Regions from separate parts of the Mus musculus genome. Here region 2 is linked to region 1. A link is a contact called in ENCODE Hi-C or POLR2A ChIA-PET data. All regions are on one chromosome and are shown on one strand. The core of a region is the stretch at or near the end of the contact, and the rest is flanking DNA. Distances in the headings are between cores, read along the strand shown. Region 1 overlaps Nup88 (nucleoporin 88). Region 2 holds the start of C1qbp (complement component 1, q subcomponent binding protein).

The links. A loop is a pair of places that touch in the nucleus more often than their neighbours do. ChIA-PET counts read pairs that join two places held with the same protein, here RNA polymerase II (POLR2A).
Region 2: POLR2A ChIA-PET joins it to region 1 with 14 read pairs in embryonic stem cell. The contact joins the promoter of C1qbp here to the enhancer-like site in region 1. A Hi-C loop is called at or near these places in 1 of 37 maps with a recorded cell type or tissue (left cerebral cortex). POLR2A ChIA-PET finds 5 or more read pairs at or near these places in 4 of 5 experiments (Patski and embryonic stem cell).

The regions. Positions count from the first base shown.
Region 1 is chr11:70,943,639-70,946,710 of GRCm38, forward strand. It overlaps Nup88 (nucleoporin 88), which reads right to left. Exons shown (of 17, transcript NM_172394.3): 11 at 1,565-1,723; 12 at 1,207-1,332; 13 at 1,035-1,100; 14 at 844-924; 15 at 474-600; 16 at 241-359. Among named protein-coding and RNA genes, the nearest start is that of Nup88, 25 kb to the right of the region's middle. Within about 2 kb of position 1,677, at least 1 of the 3 ENCODE cell types and tissues checked has a DNase peak (open chromatin) inside an H3K27ac peak, as active enhancers do; it is left cerebral cortex, where a contact is called at or near this core.
Region 2 is chr11:70,981,484-70,984,555 of GRCm38, forward strand. It overlaps C1qbp (complement component 1, q subcomponent binding protein), which reads right to left and starts at 1,543. Exons shown (of 6, transcript NM_007573.2): 1 at 1,242-1,543; 2 at 687-837. The coding sequence starts at 1,467. It overlaps Dhx33 (DEAH (Asp-Glu-Ala-His) box polypeptide 33), which reads right to left. Exons shown (of 12, transcript NM_178367.4): 12 at 2,608-3,072.

The sequences.
Region 1 (3,072 bases), core at 427-2,926:
AACCCAGGACATCAGCCACTGAGCCCCAGCCCAGGAACATTGCCAACCATAACTGGGATGTTCTTTTGATTATTCAACAAAATTATATTATAGGAAGCCACTACTTTCCATTCCACCATATACTCTGTCTTTTGTGCCCCATTCTGCAAGCAAATGCCTGGACTCCGGATTCTTATCCAGGCAGACCGGCAGCTTTTGGTATACCGCCAAGGGAAACCTGTCGCACAACAGTAAACGTACTCTTCTTTCAGGATGGACTGAATGCACTTTCGCTGGTAGGCACTGAGAGTAATGGTGGGTTTCTGAGGACTCAGCACTTTTTCCATCTTCCGCTGTTGATAATCTTTTTTCATAGTAACCTCAAGTACCAAACAGAACACAGATATTTTGACTATGGTTTGCACACATTTTTACAGTATTTTACTGTTCACACTTTATAAAACTATTCCCTAGATTACTGCACCCATTCTTACCTGTTTGATGGCGTTGCCTAGATGTCGCAGTTGATCAGGTATCAGCTGTAACTCTTTCTTCATGTCTCTCTCACTGTCAGAGAGAACTGGGAGCTGAGCATGAAAACTGTGAAGCACTTTTTTCATCCTTAAGAAAAGGAAGGAAATGTGAGTAAAGTGCTAATTACAAGAGAAACAAAGTTTGTAGCTCAAGAATTTGGTGAGGAGACAATAGAGAAGGGGTCAGGGGACAGTGTCCTCTTTCATAGTACTTCAAAGGGTTGGGGGATCCATTTTACTCTATAGGTGTGTGAACACTGGCAGTACCCAAATACTTGTGGCATCATTAACCCTGTGTGGGCAGGAAACTGGATGCTTCATGGCCCCTGACCTGTTCATGATATCTTCTTGTTTTTCTTTGGCTTCCTCATATTTGTCAGCTAAGCGCTCAGCCATTTCCCGGAGACTTTTCCTGAAGAGATGAGAAACCCTTGGGGGTCCGTATGATGTGGCACAGCATCCTAAGTGAGAATGCAGTCCACTACTCACCATTGTTCTCTCCCCTCTGGGTTTGATACCTACCTTTCCTCTCGACAGTAATTGAGATCTTCGAGTTGTTTCCTCTTTTGGTCACATAATAATTTGACCCTTCAAAAAGAAGCAGTAGTAAAGTTAAAAGGAAGGCCAGGCTTCCATAGACAGTTATTGAGCAACCCCTAGCAAGGACTAGTGGCTGTTCATCACAGGACTCTACCTCCGCTGAATCTCCTCCTTGGCCAGGTCCTGCTTGAGAATGTACTGTTCTCGGAACACCTGGGTGGCTCTGCTGATAAGCTGAAGACACTCCTCGGGAGGGGGAGCCAAATCCTTTTCAGATGATCTTGCAGAACAGTTTCTGTCATTATTCTCATTAGTCAAATAAAACAACCAAATAGACAAGTCCTAGACTAGCTGAAGAGATGTGCCAAGTCCCCTCCCACTGCACCACAGTAAGGACAGAAAAAGGACCAAAAGCAACAATAAACACTTGCTAGTAAGCACAAAGCCATAAGTTCAATCCCCATTTTAACCAAAAAGCCCATCTTAAAATTCATATGCCCTAAATTTCCTACTTGAGAAATGCTGGGTTGGCAGCACTACGCTGCAAGATTCTTTTAATATGCTTCTCAAAGGAGTCTGGAGTTTCAGCCAGAATGCGCAGTGGAGACTCTGCAACTTCAGCATCTTCTTGGGTACAGAGCAGGGGAGGAGATGCTGGGTGGACTGTACTTCTGCAAAATAAACAAGTCAGGTCCACTATGGAGTTATTAGCCACACTACCCAAAACCTAAGAACCTAAAAGAGGAATATGACAAGAATGTGTGTTCTGGCCTGAAAGGTCATCTTGGGGAACTCTGATCTTGTTATTTGAACATTTTGACTCAAAATGCATTTTAGACTGAAAATTCTTTTTGAAAAGATCAAGGCAACTCACACATCCCTTTTCTTGCAAAGGACTTGAGTCAGCAGCACAATGCTAACCACTCCTTTTTCGGGCATAGTTGAGATTTGAGGAAAGCTGGCTGTGGGACCAGATGACTGCTGTGTACAGAATTTACTTCCTCAGAATTTGCTTTCTAAAAATTACATCCAAGAGCAAACATTTCCAAAGACAATTTCCAAGAAAGCTCAAAGGTCTGTGGTCTTTGGCAGCATGTAAGTAACTTACTTTGAAGGCACCAATTCAATTCCTAGTTGGAGGGGCTTTATAAGTAACAGTGTTACTATACCAGTTAGTAGACAACTGGTATTTCAGGCAGTTGGTAGAAATATGATTAAAAATTACCCAGATAAAAAGGTTTCACTTTGGGATTGATGTTTTTATTATCCAAATAGCATGACTGGCTTTTTAAAAAAACACTGGCAAATACAGAAGTGGATGCTCACAGTCATCTATAAGATGGAACACAGGGCCCCCAATGGAGAAGCTAGAGAAAGCACCCAAGGAGCTGAAGGGGTCTGCAACCCTATAGGAGGAACAACAATATGAACTGACCAGTACCCCCAGAGCTGTGTCTCTAGTTGCATATGTAGCAGAAGATGACCTAGTCGGCCATCACTGGGAGGAGAGGCCCTTGGTCTTGCAAAGATTATATGCCCCAGTACAGGGGAATGCCAGGGCCAGGAAGCAGGTGGTTTGGGGAGCAGGGCAGGGGGAGCGTATAGGGGACTTTCGGGATAGCATTTGAAATGTAAATGAAGAAAATATCTAATAACAAATTGGAAAAAAAAAAGGTAGGTATATAATGGATTAAAAAAATTAATCCCTGGAAGATTTGTTTTATTTTTACCTATTATTTGCTTCATGTGCATGTGCACAGCATGGCACAGCACACGTACAAGGTCAGAGGATAGTATAAAGGAGAGTTTCTCTATGTCACATGGTTCTGGGAATTCAACTCAGGTTGTCAGAGTCAGTGACAAGCACTCTTAACCTGCTGAGGCAGCTCTCAGGCAAATATTTTCCTAGTATTTCTTTTGTTTAAAGTTGTTAGAATTTTAATGTCTTTTTTATATAAAGCAACATAAAATTTATACTTGTAATTTTTTTTTTTTCTTATCAAGCAGTGTAACTGGTCAA
Region 2 (3,072 bases), core at 293-2,792, 38 kb after region 1:
GTTTAGGAAAGCGAGAGCTAAGCTTGGCTAAGAACCTTCTACCTTTGTCTGATGGCCTTTCTACACTCTAACTTCTTCCTTAAAAGTTACATACCTTGCATTTTTAACTACTACAAACACAAGCCAGATGGGAGTTCTAAACAAATGAATTTATCAGTACTATTAAACATTAAAAAAAAAAAAAGTCCCAGCCCTTAGGTCCAGACTGGGCACAGCATCCCTCATTAGTAAGCCAGTGACTGCGCTTGTGGCTCCCAGACTCCCCTCTACACACCCTGGAGCTGCTTCAGGCCTCCTTAATAACCAAGCCCAGAAGTCTGTATTCATTCAGAGAATGCACTCCCTGGAACCTAAGAACTTTTCCAAGTAAATGCTTTCTTAAAAGCCATTTTATTGGCCAGCTGTGGTGGCGCACACCTTTAATCCCAGCACTCGGGAGGCAGAGGCAGGCGGATTTCTGAGTTCGAGGCCAGCCTGGTCTACAGAGTGAGTTCCAAGATAGCCAGGGCTACACAGAGAAACCCTTCCTCGGAAAAAAAAAAAAAACAAACAAACCCAAAAAAGAAAAGCCATTTTATCAAAGTACTGGGCCTAAGCTGAGGCTCTCCTGGGGATGGCCAGGACAGGGTGCTGTAGTCAGGGATTCCCGACTTGAGAACCCAGAATACAAGCCCTGGGCCACTTACTTTTCTCCGGCAACTTTGCGCAATAATTTAGCCTCCGTGCCGTTCACCTCCAGCTCCCAATCTCCAGACATCTTGGGAAGGGACTTGTGTTTCTGGATCTTCTTTTCTTCCTTAATTTCATCAGTCAAGAATTCAACGAAGGCCTTGTCTCCTAAAAGAAAAGCCAAGATGACCCAAAGGGAGAAAAGCCGGTTACCGATAGACCGGACTGTATCCATTCTTACGACACTAGCCCAAATCACTCCTTAAAACGTCCGTTTCTCACTCTATAAAAAGAGCAGGATATACTTACTGAGCTGAACTGATATTTATCATGAGATGGTTATTTCTTATCATGGACTCACTACTATTACTTCCCATATTAAACAAAAGAATTCCCAATTATCCTCTTTCTGGTTCCAAAAGACATAACCAACAACCACACTTTGAAACCACGACCCTACGGACTTTGCTAAGCCACATTTCCAAGACGCGAGAAGGGGGGGGAAGCTTTCGATCACGAGGGTCTGTTCCAAGCTGGGTGGCCGCACTCCGACTAGGGTGCGTGAACCTTACCTTCCGTGTGCAGAGCGCCACAGCCGCACGCGCAGGGAACCGGGGGCTGCAGGAGGCCAGAGCGCCGAGCCGAGCCGGCCCGTACGCTGAGCAAACCGAAGGGCCGGAGGCATGGCCGGGGCGCGGGCTGCAGGAGATGCCGAAGCGGCTGGGCCGGGATGGCGGTTCGGAGGCCGGAGGCGGCGGCGCCGAGGGCGCGGGGCACGCAACGCAGCAGAGGGAGCATCGCGGGGCGGACACGTGCAGAGGGAAGGACGACCGGGCCAAGGCACCGTGTGACCTCGCGCGCTGCCGGAAGCCCCGCCCTCGCCCGGGGAAGCGCTTTCCACCCCAGAGGACTGCAGTCATCCGGGCCGGACCGCGCCCTCTGCTGGGAGCCGCCAGTGCAGTCGGGGAGGCCTTGACTCAGCTACCTTGACCACCATGTCTCCCTTGCTGCCCACTCTCCCCAATTCACCTGCTTTTCTCAATCCACACCAAGCTTTGTTACCGCGGAATGCGTTCAGGTTCACCCCAACTCGCGCAAAACCGTATATTCAAAGATCACTTAACGATCTTCTGAAACCGACTAATTCTGGAAAGCCCAGGCTGACCTGCACGCAGTTGCTGTGGAGTGGACATCCTGGCCTCATTAGACATTAGATCCAGAATCCCAAGAACAGGATGAAGGATTTATGTTGGAAACCTTTGCACGCCCTAACAATTCATGGGCCAGTTTTAATGGACCATCGGTTTCCTGGGAGCAGGAATATATGGCTTACATCATAGGCGAGGCCCTTGGTCTTGCGAAGATTATATGCCCCAGTACAGGGGAATGCCAGGGCCAGGAATCGGGAGTGGGTGGGTTGGGGAGCAGGGGGAGGAGGAGGGTTTAGGGGATTTTTGGAGAGGAAACTAGGAAAGGGGATAGCATTTGAAATATCTATTAAAAAAAAAGAATCAAGGATAAGAGGCTGGAGATATGGCTCAGTGATTAAGAGCATTGTTGCTCTTGCAGAAGACTAGAGTTCTAGTTCCAGCATCCACATGCCTGCTCACAACTATCTAACTTCAGTTCCAGGGCAGCAGATACCAAAACACTCAAAGGTATTTAAAAAAAAATCAATCAATCAACCAATCAACAAAACCACTCCCCTCCCCAAACAAAACAAAACAAAACAAAAACCAACCAAATCACTCACACACACCCCAAAACAAACAACAAAAGCCCTGCTCATGCATTATAGTCCCAGCATCAGGGAGGTAGGCAAACAACTGAGTTTGAGACCTGCCTGGTCTACACAGCAGGTTCCAGAACAGTCAGGGTCACATGAAAAAGACTTCTCAAAAAAAAAAAAAAACAAAAGTAAATGCTGGATACCAAGACTTATCGAATGAATGGCAGTAAGAATAATGTTTAATATTCTAAACAGCATTCTTTAAATAAGGGAAAGGAGGCCCAACAAAAGAGGCCACACAGATCATTATACAAGATTCAGTTTTTATGGATTTGATAGTCAAAAGCAAATTTCGAGCATTATATACTAGAACTGTTCTTTTATGTTTGAGACCAGAGAGAACAGAGCACATGTCCAAATCCGCTTGTCAGTTTTCTACACTACAGCAGTCTATAGAGAATTGTTTCCCCACCGGTATAGTCTAGTTTATGTGCTCAAGGAATGGCATCTTAGATGCGCGGCCACAGTTCCAAACAGACCCTGGTAGCTGGAGCACAAGGATTTGTGCCACAGTAAATACTTTGCTGTTTTGGAATCCTGTTATAAGAGATGCAAATGTTCTCACAGGGATCCTGGTAATGGAACTGGTGCCCCGGGTGTCGCAGGCCACGGTT